2 separate regions of the Mus musculus genome follow, and region 1 is linked to region 2. Evidence: chromatin loops called from intact Hi-C (ENCODE). Cell type or tissue: left cerebral cortex. All regions are shown on one strand. Links, peaks and the distances in the headings refer to the core of each region. The heading gives the core; the rest is flanking DNA.

Evidence for each region. A loop is a pair of places that touch in the nucleus more often than their neighbours do. Peaks named below come from ENCODE experiments on the same cell type or tissue, not always from the same donor. Only the 100,000 strongest peaks of a DNase experiment are listed, where the experiment ranks them.
Region 1: a loop joins it to region 2, with 2.9 times the contacts of the local background. A loop is called at or near these places in 2 of 42 quality-filtered maps.

Annotation. Positions count from the first base shown.
Region 1 is chr10:7,896,362-7,904,698 of GRCm38, reverse strand. No RefSeq gene overlaps it. Among named protein-coding and RNA genes, the nearest start is that of Gm24726, 52 kb to the right of the region's middle. In left cerebral cortex, for the core only: no CTCF peak of the experiment used is centred there; a DNase peak (open chromatin) is centred at 3,568; H3K27ac peaks cover 1,251 bases.
Region 2 is chr10:8,192,421-8,200,757 of GRCm38, reverse strand. It overlaps Gm30906 (a long non-coding RNA gene), which reads right to left. Exons shown (of 3, transcript XR_380102.3): 3 at 7,418-7,610. Gm30959 (a long non-coding RNA gene) reads left to right here and starts at 2,731. Exons shown (of 3, transcript XR_871449.2): 1 at 2,731-5,132; 2 at 5,455-5,555; 3 at 6,485-8,023. In left cerebral cortex, for the core only: a CTCF peak has its summit at 4,248 (motif pointing right); a DNase peak (open chromatin) is centred at 4,265.

The DNA of each region.
Region 1 (8,337 bases), core at 169-8,168, 300 kb after region 2:
AGGTAGCAGCTGCCTTCTGTTACCATGTCTAACATACAAAGACCCACGTTGTAAGTTTTTGTAAACAAAAATACATTTTTAAAGTCACCATTTTTACTTTTTATGTCTTCTTTTCCAGACAGGGTTTCTGTGTAGCTCTGGCTACCTGGAACTCACTTTGTAGACCAGGCTGCCTCAGCCTCCTGAGTGCTGGGACGAAAGATGTGCGCCAACACAGCCCAGCACTTTGTAGCTTTTCTATACAAGGTCTTGCTGCATAGTAGCCTAGGCTAGCCTTAGGCTCATTGTCCTGCCTCAGCCTCTCAAGGCCTGTGTGCACTGTACCCAGCCATTTGCCTGCTTTTAGTCCATGTAATGTGTGTCTGGGTGCAGGGTGTGTGAGTAGTGCCCACGGAGACTAGAGGTATTGGGTCCCCCAGTGTGAGCGCCCTGAGGTTCCTCTGCCTTGCAAGGCCTTTTTCTCCACAGCACAATTAACACGTGAGATGCCCTGCATTTTGATTTTGTCAGTTACCCTAAAGACTTTTGTTTGTTTTTGTTTGTCGAGGCAGGGTTTTTCTGTGCAGCCCTGGCTGTCCTGGAACTCACTCTGTAGAACAGGCTGGCCTCGAACTCAGAAATCCGCCTGCCTCTGCCTCCTGAGTACTGGGATTAAAGGCGTGCGTCACCACTGCTGGGGTCTACGGACATTTCATTTCTGTGGATCACTTGGTGTTTTAGTCACGGAGACTGAGGTCCTCTCAATGTCAAAGGTGGGTTGCTCTTCAGAGATTGTGGGTGGGGAGGGGTGTACATGGAGGCCAGAGGACAGTCATCCTCCAAGAGCTGGTTTCCTAGCACTAAGTGTGGGCCAGCACACCTAGATGCCGGGTGGAGTGGGGGTAGGGGCTGAAGTTGGGTTCTCTTAGGGAACCACATTACCAACAGCTGTCCTCCAGCCTGCTTTTTTACAGAGATATTTTTTAAATTTTTTTTAATGTCAGGGTATGCGTATGGGTGTGCATACATGGGATAATGTAAATGTGGCCTAAAGATCATGTGCATGTTTCTGTTGCTTGTCCAGCTGTCTAGGAAGTATGTGTTTTATAACAAAGTATAACAAATTACTTCTCCAGGATGACAGATGCTGTATTCAAAAGACACTCTGGGGATTGCCCACTTGCACTTTCGTGTGGCCTAAAATCCAACACTCCCTTGCCTCTCGCTGCAGATTCCCTCATCTCCTTTCTCTGCTACAGACAGCCCCACCTGGGAACCTAGCCGCCATGGGTTCATAGGCTTGTAACTGGCTCCCCACTCCACGCCTGGGACTTAACCTGTTCCAGCATTGTAGTACGTTACAGAAGAGGCAGAGAGAAGAGCCAGAGAGAGTGCCTCGTCTGCAGGTTCCTGTCTTCGGGGGTCCACTGGGCTTGCCTTGCTACCTCGGCAGGATCAATTCCATAAACGCCTCTCTGACTTCTAAGTCGGCCTTGTCGCTTCCCTGAGAGACCTTGCACATCTCCACCTTTGCCTTGTCTGCCCTGGCTCTCATTCAGTTTAACCAGTCAAGGACAGGGCCAGGATTGTGAAGTCACTGGGCTAAGGAGATGGCTCAGCGGGTAATGCCAAGCCTGGGGACTTGAGCTCCATCCCTGGGACCCACATGGTGAAAAGACACACTGACTCCCCAAAGTCACTCTGACATCCCATGTGTGAGCACACACACACCACATAAAGTCACTCTGACATCCCATGTGTGAACACACACACCACATAAAGTCACTCTGACATCCCATGTGTGAGCACACACACGCCACATAAAGTAACTCTGACATCCCATGTGTGAGCACACACACACCACATAAAGTCACTCTGACATCCCATGTGTGAACACACACACCACATAAAGTCACTCTGACATCCCATGTGTGAGCACACACACACCACATAAAGTCACTCTGACATCCCATGTGTGAGCACACACACACCACATAAAGTCACTCTGACATCCCATGTGTGAGCACACACACACCACATAAAGTCACTCTGACATCCCATGTGTGAGCACACACACACCACATAAAAGTTTTTTAAAGTGGGGAGGGCCTTCTATATTGCACCTCCCCTCATATCCCTGAAGTGTTCTGACAACTTTATGTACATGTATTCTGATAGAGTACACACACACACACACACACACACACACAAGGTAAGATGTCAGCTGGATATGTAATCAGTGATGTGCCCACCAATGCACAAGACCCTAGATTTATTCCCTGGTGGAATAAGGGACATAGAGACTGATAATTGTTGATGGTGGTGATTTGGGGGGGGGGGGGTTCTTAAGTTTTCTGAAGTAGGGTTTCTTTGTGAAGCCCTGGCTGTCCTGGAACTCACCCTGTAGACCAGGCTGGCCTCAAACTCAAGAGACCACCTGCCTATGTCTCCTGAATGCTGGGATTAAAGGGATATGCCAACTATTTCTGGCAATGGTGATGACTGTTAATCTGAAAGCCAAGCAATGTTTTCAACATCTATTCAACTTCACCAATGAGGGCAGCCTTGGAGCTTCATGTATTTCCCCATAGTAGCTATCTTATAAATGATAGGTTTCCAGGCTAGACCACTAATGGAATGCCGATATAAGTAGAGTGGGATCCATAAGTGTAAGGATGGCATTCACCAGTAGTTAATAATTAGTAATTATTAGTTAATTATTAGTAATGTTATTAGTTACACAGCTTGTGTTGGTGAGACGTACGTGCCTGTGGATACTCTAAAACATCACAAGACGCCATTTGAAATTAAGGTCCCTAGGTTTTGTTACGTCAAATTGATTTTTATTTCAAAGCTGGAAATTGGCCTTTTTAAAGAGAGGGGTAAAGAGAATTAGAACAGAGAGGGACATGAGAGGATATTTTTACAAAGAAGACTCACTGGTCAAGAAAAGAGAAGAAAAAAGCTTAATGTCAAGTGTATGATAACCCTGTCATTCCTGTGTCCCAGGAAAGACAGAAAGATGGGTTTCAGACAAAAACAGCAACCACGAGTGTATTTGTACATTGAGTCCATGTAACCAAGACTCCATGTAATATGTGACATGAAACAGGCCTGTGGCTTATTATAGCAGTTGGCTTGAAGTCCTAATTGCTACCTTTGTGGTTTCACTAAGTCTTTGCCATGGCCTTGTGCTAACCTGCCATCGTGGTCTCGGAACAGGGCAGCACGTATGCCTTGTGAATCTAGACAGCCAAGCTTTACTGAGCTGATGAGAGGCACAGCTGCCAGTTCCCTGCATCGAAGAGGAAGTGAATTTTGTCATGGTCCTGAATGACCCAGAATGTAAGTCGCTACATTTCTAATGACCAGAGTACACTGTTTTTAGGCTTTACTCCTGCATCCCCGTTAACTCCAGCCTGTCTCCTCTCTGTCCCTAGTCAATAATGCACTTGTCAGAGAGTGTGCTGGCTTCCTGTTTGAGTTCTGAAAGCCCAAATGCAAGTCTCCAGCACAGAAACCTGACAACCCTAGAATTCGATTCTGGCAGAGCGTTGGTGTGCCTAGCAGTAACCATTCCCTGAGTGGGATGTTTGATTACATAATGCCTCACTGGCAGCTCCTCCAGGTTCTAATAGGCACGATACTGAGAGGCCAAGAAAACGCTGCCTTTCATCCTCAAAGAATATAATTGAGTGGTAGCGTTTTCCTTCTTCCTACTCTGGGCAAAGCAACTATGTCTTCCCTAATACAATCTGTTCTCCATTTCTGAGGGCCCAGCTGTCCCTACTATACCTTAGAGATTACTGCTCAGCAAGGGAGTCGGTGTGCTGGTTTACTCGGGAAACAGGCTGTGGCTTGGTTTCTGGACTTGCACACACTGTGTGCTTCAGATTCCTTGCTAGAACATACAGGAGCTGTTCCATCAAGGGGTCATCAAATAGTGGTCCGCCTGGGCCCAGCTGACCTCCAGTTACCCTGTCTGGTGGCTGTCTGTTTCTGTTTCTTTTTCTTCTTCATCCATACATTTGTCTCCAGGCTATTTAGTCATACATCTAATGTTTTCAGTTAAACGTTACTCTTTTTGGTGTGAATATTCCATCCTACAGGGGTTCTCATCAACATATCTCTCGGCATCTGTGTCACCCACAAGAACCAAGCACAGAAAGTGGCACTGCTTCTCATATCATGTGCGGTGAGTGACAGTTTGGGCCTTGATGCTGAAGAAAGAGCTCTGCATCTGAGTTCACTGTGGGGTTTCTCACCTGGCAGCTGTGTCCAACCCGGGCCTGAAAGGCCACATGAACCCCAGGATAACTAAGAATGGCAACCAACACAAAACCATAAACTTACTCAAAACATTAGGGAGCTGGTTGGTTGGTTGGTTGGTTTGTAACTCAGTTTTGAAGTTTCCAGACGTGAACTTTGTAGATGACATGTCAAGATGCTGACCACTTAAGTGGCCATGATCTCAGCTGCTTAGCTTGGTAGTGAAGGTGCCAAGCATAAGTGACACATTCCACAAAGTTCTCTCTCACCCAAAGCAATCACATTGGCAGACAAGCTGGGCACGGACGGGAGCTGCGTTAGGTACTGCTGCCTCCCAAATATTAGCTCATGTAATCCTCAGAACTCAAAGAACAGACATCATGCAGAGTTGAAATACGGAGGGACTGGGATCACAAAGTATAGCACCTGGGCAAGAGTTGAAAATCAACTGGCTCCACTCATGCCTTCAACAGCTGTGAGGCACTGCCTTTGAAGAAATGAGAGGTCGCCGCCCGAGAGGAAGATGTCAGCTCAGACACAGACTCACACAAATGTCAATGGCGGCTTTACTCATAGTTGCTAAAAACTAGAAATAACCAAATGCCTCCATCAAGAGGCAGGTGTAGATTCTGGAACATCTATACACTGGAATGCAGCTCAGTACTACAAGGGCAGAGGCGGATGCAATGTCGATAGGTCTGCAGTGTGTCGTACTGCATGAAGGTGGTCAGACACAGAAGACCCCATCTTGTCTGGTATCATCCGCAGGAAAGACAGAAATGTTCTACAGTGACAGCAAGCTGAGGCTAGAAGACGGGACTTGCTGCAGAGAGAAACACACAGACTTTGGGGGTGATTAAAATGGGCTACATGCTCACTGTAGCAAGGTTATATATGAGGAGAGAGATACTCACTGGCCCTTAGCGATACTCACGGGCCAGTGAGTTCTGGAGACCTGAAGTCAGTCTCCAGTACCCCCATGGCAGAAGAGCACTGACTCCCTCGGTGATGTCAGAGTTAGGGTGTCCATTGCTGTGAACAGACACCATGACCAAGGCAATTCTTATAAAGGACATTGAATTGGGGCTGGCTTACTGGTTCAGAGGTTCAGTCCATTGTTGTCAAGGTGGGAGCATGGCAGCGTCTAACCAGACGTGCTGGAGGAGCTGAGAGTTCTACATCTTGTTCCAAAGGCATACAGAAGACTGGCTTCCATGTGGCTAGGAGGAGGGTCTCAAAGCCCACCCTCCACAGTGACACACTTCCTCCAACAAAGCTATACCTTCTCCAACAAAGCTATACCTCCTAATGGTGCCACTACCTGGGCCAAGCATATACAAGCCACCACTCAACACACACAAAGTACAATATTAAAAAAATGTAAACTTCATGGAGGGAACATACTATCCTATATAAACTATATAGTTCGCATGAGTATATCTTTTCATATAGAGTCCATTCCATGTGCTTTAACACAATTAATAACATTTCTCACAGTTTTAGAAGCTTGGGAAAGCCCAGAAGCAAGATAACACTTATTCAAGTTGGGTAAAACTGTTACAGAATCAGACTCTTCCTGCCTTACCCTCATAGGGGGGACGTCAGGCTTCTGGGCCTCTTTATATTGTTTTACTCTGTTGGTCTTCCTATGTAGCCCAGGTTGGCCTCCAACTCACTATCATCCTTAGCCTGCCGAGTGCTGGGATTATGTGTTTCCGATCCATGCCCCTTACAAGGGTCCACTCCCATTCACTCAGCCCTGTGACCTAATTACCTTGCAAAGGTCCCTCAGGAGCCCTGGTGATCAGATTTCAAAGCCTGACTTACAATAGAGACACAAACATTAATCCATAGTGTATAGAAATTTAAAACCATAAATATTTGTTTAAAAGAAGCTTTAGCAAAAGAAGTGCCTACTATGTAGAACAAACACCCATGAGAAAAGCACCTCCTTCCCCAAGGGAGGGAGGGCTCAGAAGCATACAAGTCACCAACCAGAGATCCCATAGGAGTCAGAAAATAGAGAATAAGGCCCCATCCAATGGACAACTAGAAAGTACAATCACCCTCCTGCCGAGGAACAACCTGATCTTTACTGTCGCTAAAATGTCTTATGTAAAACTTCACTTGAATTAATAGTACATAATAGTACATAAACCACTACACACACACACACACACACACACACACACACACACACTATGCCTTCATGAGTTATATCCAGTTTCTGGAACTGTCCACATGAATACTGTAGCAAATACCCAGATCCCTGATCTCCTGGAACCTTAGGCTTCCACTCACACAGGATTGCTCTTTTAAATCAGGGAAGGAGCCTCATGACCCCAGTGTAAAAAACACTGTTTTAAGTTTTTCTTTCCTGACCCAAAATCCTGTAATGACTACTCTAAGACTAATTATTTATTATTAAATGCCTTGGCCATCAGCCCTGGCTCACTCCCTGACTAGCTCCATTCAAATTACTCTGTCTACCACTTAGTTGCTTACCTCTCCTCACTCTCTGCCCCTCTTCCTTCGAGTCTTCCCAGCCCTCTCAGCATCTTGCTCCAATCTCCATCTCTCTATGCATCTCCTTTTATTCTCTCATTGTTTCCCAGAGTCCTCTCTGTTCCTGCCAGTGTCCCACCTACTATTTTCTGCCTCAGCTCGTTGGCTATTGGCTTGTTTATTGACAGGTGATGCTTATTACAGACTCTCACCACAACTGGGCTCATAATCCTACACAGCCAGCCTTGGTTTTTGCCAGGGGTGGGATATGAGAGATGCTCTGGGCCAGGCATCAGGCATTCTCAAAGTTTGGATTCTCTTCATAAAGCTGTTCCTCACCTTTGGCTCTTCTGTTTCCAGAGTCCTTCCAAAACACAAAAATTGGTCAATTTTCCTATAGCTAAAATACCATCAGCTACGCTCCCTAAATGATAGCCTGGAGGCTGCCCAGCAAGTTCCCAACCATGATCAGATGGTTCAGATCAGTAGAGAGCTATTAAAAACGATGAATTCATGAAATTCTTAGGCAAATGGATAGAAATAGAAAATATCACCCTGAGTGAGGTAACCTCTTGCGCGCGCTCGACTGGCCAGGAAGAACGACGCTGCAACAGGATCCTTCTGCACACGTTTATTGGGAGAGCTTGATTGTAGAGGCGAAAAGACTTCGAGCCCAGAACTGGTGCTGCTTTTATAGGCCTAGGAGGGGCGTGTCTCACACCCGGATTGGTTATACACTAAGCCTCATTTGCATGTTCCTCATCTGATTGGCTACTCTCTCTCAGTACCTTACAGAACCTCATTATCATACCTCATTTGCATGTCTCACATCTGATTGGCTACTCTCTCTCAGTACCTTACAGAACCTCATTATCATACCTCATTTGCATGTCTCACATCTGATTGGTTATACTCTCAGTACCTTACAGAACCTCATTATCATGCCTGGGCCAGGCAGTGTCTTTGCAAAAAACTTTACTGCATATGTACACATTGGTTGTTTGTCCAATCTTATGCGTGGTGGCCAGCAGTAGTCAGTGCCACTCTGCAACGGCACATGTGGCTTCCCACATCTCCCCCTGTTTGTTTTAATAAAATGAGGCTGGACTAGGCCTGTGCAATTATGCCCATCCGCCGTGGCTCCTGTTTTAGGTCGTTCCTCTAATGTCACAGCCTTACCCGTCATAGGGTAACCCTATCGCCACCGGGCCCCATGTCTTAGGTTGGACTGTGCAGGAGGAAAGTTGCCCGTCTCTGGATACCACAGTGCTGTGTGACAATAACTGCTAAATGACCTAGGGCGAACTCTGCAAAAGAGGCCAGCCAAAAAATGAATTAGTGGGGAAATCATGATCACCCTATTGATGAGCAAGGGCTGATCAATGATCGTTGAGTCTCTCTCATCTAATCTCATGCTGACTAATTCTTGAGCATAGATAACCAAATTTCAGGGGAGGAGCCGTTTTCAATAGCTAAAAGTGCCTGAGTTATAATCACCTTGTCACGTTTTTGTTGAGTTCTGAATTTGCATACCAATCAGAGCATGAACACCAGTCCACAGCATATGGCAGCACCAAACAAAAT
Region 2 (8,337 bases), core at 323-8,322:
TGGATGGTTCTCTGCCTCCTCATGGCTTAGGTTACAAACACTGCTGTCAGGCATTGATGTGGGTGCTGCAGATGGAGCTCAGTTCTCCATGCTTACTCAGCAAAGCCCTCAACACCCTCAGCCACACCTCCAGCCCATGCTCTTGTTTTCAGTAAATACATCTGAGTCCAGTTTGCCCATTTCATTCTTCCCTCTCTTATGTGCAAAATGAAGACTCCCATCCCAGTTCTTACGGTGTTTAGAAAAAAACCCATCTTAAAAAACAGACTCAAAATGCTGCTCATAGAAAACACAGACACTAGCTGACACTGAGTGCAGACAAGTCTCTGGAAAGCAAAACCGGAGGCTAACCAGGTCGGGAGCTCTCAAGCCTCCTCCCAATTCCCCTCTGCAGAATTCCTTTTTGTCTAGGGCAGGCTTGGCTCGTAGCTCTCAAGGCTGCTACTGATTCACAAGGAAGCCCCAGACCCACAGATGTTCACGGGTCAAAGAATCATGAGCTGACCACTGTGCATTTTGGGTTTTGCCTTGAAACACAGGGATTCCCTTTTAAAAAAGAAAAAAAAAGTAAAAGGAAAGAAAGGAAGAAAAATCACTACGAAGGGGAAAACTCTGAGCTAAGTTTTTCCTTTTGGAATCTTGGCGGGTGAGGTTATCGATCTTCAGCCTGGCTTTTGCCAGACACTGTACATTTTGAGCAGGCGTGCAGCCGTCTGTCCATGGCGTGGCTGCCAAAACAGTCAGTGCCGACCTGTAACTTGCCTTTGATTCCAGTCCTGAAGACAGGCAGCCTGCAGGATGGGTCCGCCAGACACAGCACAGTGGCTATGAGGTGGAGCCTGGGGCAGCTGCACAAAACCAGGACATAGACTGAGCTACAGAAAAGTCCAGAGTTCAAATCCTGCCAAGTCTGTTACCACATGTTAGAGTGAATTGACTTCCTTGTGTTGAAATCAGCCTAGCTAGAAAGGTACAGTAATAAGTACAAGCTGCCTCTGCTGTTGAGTCTTTGCCGCCATCACCACCCCCTCAGCCCCAATGCTGTAAGAAGAGACATAGTTCTTCCTAGGCCAGCGAGCTGGAGCTCACGAATGTATTATTCCATGTATGTCCGGGTCCATGGGTACTCAGTCCTTCACATCCATAAGATTGGTGCTCAAGACACTGGTCAGTCTATAGAAAGCGGTGCTTCTGAAGTGGGAACCCAGTCCACATGGACAGGCTCATTGAACTACTCTTGAGGCAGAGAGGAAGCTAGGACTTTCCCTCCTGGTCCGGCATCTGTTGTTCTAACTACTATGCTTTATCCAAGACAAAACACTATGGATTTTTATTTTTCTCCAAGCCTTTGGGAGGTCTTGACCTAACTGCGATTTAGGATTTACCTCTTGTTACAGCTTTTTATTGCATTTATTTATTTATTGTATGTAGGCATGTGTAAATGTATATGGGTGTTAGCATCAGAAGCTGTTTATAGCCAGCCTCTGAATCCAGCGATGACATCATCCCTAGGTGACAAGGATCATCCTGCATCTGTTGCCATGGCAACCGCTACACATTCCCTTTCCAAGCCTCACCTGCATCACCTGTTACCTACTTCACTGCCTGGATAAAAGACAGAGATCCTGATCCATCTCTCTTTTTCCTCTCCCTCTTTTCTTCCCCTCTTTCAATAAAAGACCTCTTTTGTGGGAGCTGTGCTGTCTTGGCATGATCTGTCCAGGAAAAAGCAGTTTTCAACTAACAGTGGGTATATGAGGTACAACAGTTCATGTATATAAGTCAGAGGACAACTTTCAGGAGTCAGTTCTCTCCTGGTAAGTAGGTTCTGGGAATCAAACTCAGGTCACCATCTTGGCGGTTGCCATGGCAACAGATGCAGGACGATGTCACCTAGGGATAATGTCATCGATGGATTCAGAGGCTGTCTGTAAACAGCTTCTGATGCTAACACCCATGCACATTTACACATGCCTACATACACACAATAAATAAATAAATGCAATAAAAAGCTGTAACAAGAGGTAAATCCTAGAACGCAGTTAGGTCAAGACCTCCCAAAGGCTTGGAGAAAAATCAAAATCCATAATGTTTTGTTCCCTCTGACTTCTTTAGAGTACCTTGACTTAGGATCCTATTAGTAACAGCAATAATGATGAAAATTGATGTGAATTCACAGAGGTTGTACACAAAAGAGGGAGGTTGTATTGTTTCTAGTTTCATGCTTTTAAGACAAAGTCCTGCCTTGAACTTCCCTTGCCTGAGCCTCCTGAGTGATGACATCAGAGGCATGCACCATTATGTCTGCCTGTCATGAGGAAAAGTCTTAATTTAGAAAAAAAGAGTTAAAATTTGGCTGTATATAATCCAGTACTTCTGAAGTCTTGATTCTCATTCTTAGAAATCACATCATAGCTGTGACAAAGAAGGAGGAGCAGGGTGGGGGAGAAGAAGGGCAGGAGAAGGGAGAGGAGATAGAGGGAAGGGGAGGAAAAGGAGGGAGGGAGAGGAATAGGAGAGAAGGAGGGGAGGGGAGAAGGAGGGGAGGAAGAAGGAAGAAGAGGAGGAGGAAGAAGAGGAGGAAGAGGAGGAGGAGGAAGCAGAAGCAGAAGCAGAAGCAGAAGCAGAAGAAGAAGAAGAAGAAGAAGAAGAAGAAGAAGAAGAAGAAGAAGGGGAAGAAAAAAGAAGGGGAAGAAGAAGAAGGAAGGAAGGAAGGAAGGAAGGAAGGAAGGAAGGAAGGAAGGAAGGAAGGAAGGAAGGAAGGATGTCATAGTGGGGACATTGTGGACTGCTGCCTTCAGTAGGATAGTGATACAATGGACTGGGTGTTGCCTTCAGTGTGTTCCTCCCTCCACATCTACTCTGGGGCTGTCCCAGACTGAGACAGTAACACACTACAGTGCCAGTTTTCACACGAAGAGCTGTGACCCTGACCACAAACTTCCTCAGAGCCGCCCTGTTCATCTCAGATCCAGTGCTCTCTCCTTTCAGCACACTTTGCTATTTGTTCTCTGGCTATGACTGAGAGATGCTGAAATTCTATGCCAGTATGTAACCCCAAAGGAAAACTCATGAGTCCAGTTTGTGAAATAAGCATGAAAAATAACAAAGTGTTAGCTTGGGAAATACTGCAGTTCTTCTAGCGCTGTGTGGACACGTGTGCCGCAGTATTAGCATCATATGGGGCCTGGGGCATAGCACAGTCTTTTTAAAGATTATTTGCCAAATCCCACATGTGCCGGCCTCATCTGATGTATCTGAACAAAGTCCACTGACATCCTGAGGGGTTGATGTTCTAGAGAGGACACTGTGAGTAGTTTCCTGTCAGAGGAGCCATGCCTCATGATGCATTTCCTCTCTCCCTGCTTCCAGAGGCTCCAAACACCCTGCTCAAGGAACATGGCTCGCAGGTGATAAGCATTTTGATAGATGCAAGATGGGACAAATAACCCTGCCGTGAATGGCTCAGAATCATCCTACAGTTTTGCTCAGTCTCCTTTTACATCAGGAAAAATGTGGAAACTCTTTTTAAAAATCACTTTGATTAAATAGTTTTATTTAATATTTATATGAGCATATAAAATGTGCTTGGCTCCAATCTATCCCCATTCTCTCCTCTACAATTCCTCCCCTATTCTGCCTCCAACTTTCCCTCCCAACCTCCTGATATGTTCTCCCCCTCCCCCTCTTTCCCATCCCCTCTGAATGTTCATGAGTACAGGAAAATCAACTGGAGCAGAAGCAGCCTTCCAGGGCCTGCATCCCTGTGGGGTGGGGGTGGGGGGGGGCAGGATAGAGGAGATGTATAGAAAAGGGAAACAGTAAAGATCTTTGAAATTGTCGTATGGAAGCTTACTGCTGTAGAAATTCTTTCAAGAGTAAAGGCACAGTAGCCCATACTTTTAACCTCAACACTGGGAAGGCAGAGACAGGCAGAGCTACAAGTTTGAGGCCGGCTATTGTACATTGCAAGTTCCAGGACTACACAGTAAGACCTTGTCTCAGTCATAACAATAATAAAGTAAAATGTGATTTTTAATATTTGTTTAATATTTTCATAGGATTCACATAATTCAAGTCAATCCATAGTGCCCGTGCTTAATAGGAACACAGAGGCCCTGCCCCCACTCTTCTCTTGACCTATGGTTGGTTAGGGAAAAGAAAGGCTGGCATCTCAAATGGCTCAGATCAGACTTTGAAAGGGAGGTATTCCCCTGGCCATTGTGCAGGGCACCTGAGTGTTCAGTACACTAGGGGGAGCTGTAGCCACAACAATATACTCCAGATTCCAAGAGCTTTCCAAACCTCAGGCTTCTCCCATATGGACTGACTTCATTCACCAGAGCCTTGTGGCCCAGAAGGAGCTCATGGCTGGTGTGAAAAAAACACAGTAACACCGTTCTTGGTGATTACATTATTAGTGTCTCTAAGTCATATGACCTGTTTTTGTTTAATTGTTTTTCAGAAAACCTTTGTTTTGATGTGTAGTATGCCTGCCTGTATACTCCATATATTTCTATAAGCTGAATGCCACTCACATAAAGTACCTTTCAGCTCAAGAATTTGGGGAAAAAAATATTTATTTTACCCCTAAGGCAATGAGGAACCTTGAGCATTTCAGAATAGTCACCCGAAGCAACTGCTGTTCCATTCTCTGGGTTAATTAGTAGTTAGGTGACCATCCTACTTTCCCATCCTATTGTTGTCTTACAGGTTCTGATTTCTAAGCGGCACACCCCTAAGGCTCTTTATCGTAGCCTTCCATCTGGGTTTGCCCAATGGCTGTCACTCAGGAAATGAGACTTTTTGGGTGAACTCTGCCTCCAGCTGGCTTAAGGGATAGAGGAGTTGCAAAGGCAAACTCACACTGTGCCCTGTGCCCTGTGCCCTGTGCCCTGTGCCCTGTGCCCTGTGCAGTGGAAGACAGACAGCTGCTGGAAGACTGATTTCCTGAGTGGGAGAACGTGCTTTGCACAGTCATCTACTGAACCAAGTAGCGCAAGTGGATGAGGTGGCATTAACTCCGTATTTCCAGCTTGAGAAGCAACATACAGGAAAAACCACGCATGCAAGAGCCGACCAGCATAGGCAGAAGACCGACATGGGCAGAAGACTATGTCCTGGATGTTTAGGTCAGTTTAATGAGATCCCTCCTCCCTCCCCCATCCCCATTTCATTGGCTTGCATGGAGGGCTCGGCTCCCAGTGGCCAACTTACCTCTGTGGCCATAAGCAGCTAGGACTGTTGTCCATTTCCCCTCTCCTCAGTTTCTGAGGACTAGACACATCTAAAATCTTCTACATCCACCATGACATGGGAGAAAAAAGTGGAGAGGTTTGGCTCTAATTTTCTCTACCCCAAATGCACAGAGTTTCTTTGTTTTTGTCTCCCCCCCACCCCCACCCCACTTTAACACATGTCTTTTCTGGCCATCTAATTTCTTTTCTCTTTCAGGAATCATTACTTGACTCCAGGCAAGCATGTACAGACAGCAGAGCACTGACTCACAACAGCAAAGCCATTTATTTAATTGCTGTAGCCAAGAAGGGTCAAAGGTTATCCTCTCACAGGGGGGTGCAGGGGTGGGAACGGGGGAGGGGGGAGACCTGTTGGGGCAGAACTAACCTAAAAGCAAACATGTGACTTTAGGATTCCTCAGACACACTGTAACTAATTGTACACAGAGTTACATCCTAGAAGAGTAGACATTAGACACATCTTACCACCATCATGCACAGTCTTTAACTTGTCTACCAACTCTCTTGTTGAAGCCATTGGAAGCTATGTAGCTTCCAGAGGTATAAATGTATTAGTCAGTTAAACCCTGATGATAGCAAACACCAGCCAATATCTGGGACTTCATATACATTCCTACAAAGTTTTCAATGTAATGTGTAACATTGAAAGATGCTAAATTGTAAATAGTTATTAATTATGTTTCAGAATTTGTACATTGACACTACAATGGTTATTGTATTGAACTAGATATCTTAAGAATCAGAGGGGAGATAGAATTTTTGTTCAACATAATTGTTAAATGATTGTGTAGCACCATAACATGATTGAAAATGTCACATACATTCTGTCAAACTCAGATGTCATCAGTTTTGTGGATCAGGAAACTACAGCTAAGATAAGCAGAAGATTTATACTGTCACGTGATCACAGATTTGCAGTAGAATTGGTTCTAGAGCCCTCTGTTTAAATAATACCCTGTTTGCCAGGCAGTGGTAGCGGACGCCTGTAATCCCAGCACTCAGGAGGCAGAGGCAGGAGGATTTCTGAGTTTGAGGCCAGCCTGGTCTACAAAGTGAGTTCCAGGACAGCCAGGGCTACACAGAGAAACCCTGTCTCAAACAAACAAACAAACAAACAAACAAAACAACAACAACAAAAAAAACAACACAGAAAACCAAACCTGTTTACCTTCCTTTTGTCTGAATTATGCTGCCACTGTGCCAGAAATTGTTTTCATTTTCTTTAGTCATGGGACATAACTTCAGAGTTCACAAGCAAACTGATGGGTGTGTAGCATTTGAACTCTTGGCCCAGAGCTCAATGAAACAGCAAGACAGCCAGAGGGAGGCTCAGTCCCCAACCTTCACAAAGCCAAACTGTAAGAAAAAATAACTCCTTGTTTGGGATTTTTTTTTTAAGTCTAATTGCAGAAGATACCCTGGTCCAGGGTTTCACCTGGTATGATCTTTCACTCTTCCTGTCATTTTAGTACAATTCTTTTTTTTTTAATTTTTTATTAGATATTTTCTTCATTTACATTTCAAATGCTATCCCAAAAGTCCTCTATACCCTCCCAAAGAAAATAATTTTTAGTATAATTCTTAAGTCTTGAGGGAGTAAAGGAAAAAAACAAAACCAAAAACGTCAGTGTTAAGACAAAGGTTTATTGAGTGAAAATAAGGAAAGTGTTCCTTCTCCTGGGCTTTGCAGATCAATGGGAAATACTAGGGGTCAGGATACCAGGTGGAGAAGCACCAGCATGCGTAGGGGTTGAGTGTGGGAGGTATGGGGGTGGATGGAGGACAGATATCAGGAAGACCTTTATCCCACTTACCTCCTCCATGCCAGTGACATTCAGTTCTTTGCTACTCTGTTTCCAGACACCTCTTCCTGGTGATGGTCAGGCAAGATAACCTGAGTTCAGTTGTATCTGCATCAAGGCTGTTGGCTAATCCAAGCTGCTAGCTGTTTCCCTAACTGGTCAGAGGGATGGCTAACCCAAAAGGCAGGCCTGTGGAGGGCAGGGGTAGGGCTCCAGTGCTGTCTTCCACATGGAGCCTTAGATCCTTAGACGTCACAAACCCTCCGGACTGCAGGGAATGGGGGTCTGTGTGTGCTACAAACTCTCTTCCCCTCTGGAGACAGCATAACAATGAACACAACAACACAAATAAAGACACTCTTAAAATTGTAGATGGATTTATTTTATATTATTGGCCTGTATCCTGCCTGCCAGAAATGAAGATACTCTAAAAGACACTTGTGTCACTCAATCAGACTGCCGAAACAATGAACCTCAAAGAAATGGAATGTCCCCAGGAGTCCCATCATGGAAACAGGAAAAGACTTCGCCAGTCCAGGATACTGACTACCTGAAAGAGAGTTCACACAGTTCTAATAACGAGTCAGACCACCTTGCAGGATGAGACTGAAGCCCCGACCTGGACTGTCTGGATGTGCGTACTGAAGCCCATGCTGGCTGTCAGGCTGCTTCAGTATCATAAGTACCTGTTACACATTTCAAAGTCCACACTAGTGTCCTAGCCTGTCTAACCTCCCCAGGCTTCCTTCCTCCTGGATACCCATTTGTTCTTTGTCATGACAAGGTCTTCCCCTTTCCCCTGTTATCCTCACTACGGTCTCTCCTCTCTCAGAGAGCCCTAGTCAGGTCTGGTCTGCTGGCCATAGTTAGGCTACTGCTTTCTCTCTCTGCTCTGGATTCCTCCCGATGTCTCTGGACAATTTTTCTCTCTTATGAGCAATAAAAACCTTATTCTTAACCAGACCATGGAGGTGTCATGTGGGCAGCTTCTGTCTACCTCCATCTCATACATCGTTGACTCTCTAAATGCTGATCTCACTTCAGGACAGACCTCAAGGCTTTGTTGGATCTCTTTGTTCCTTTCCCAATGTGACCGTATTGAATACACCTCCTTTCTCCAGCTTCCCTTTCTTAATTTGGCTCTTTTAATTGGCTTATTGAGGATGGGTGATCGGACCTGACTGGAAGCACAGGCTGTGACCCCCAGGAATAGTCTCAAGTACATCTCTGTGTCCCAGTATGATCACAGAATTTGTTTATGTCATACAAGTGAACAC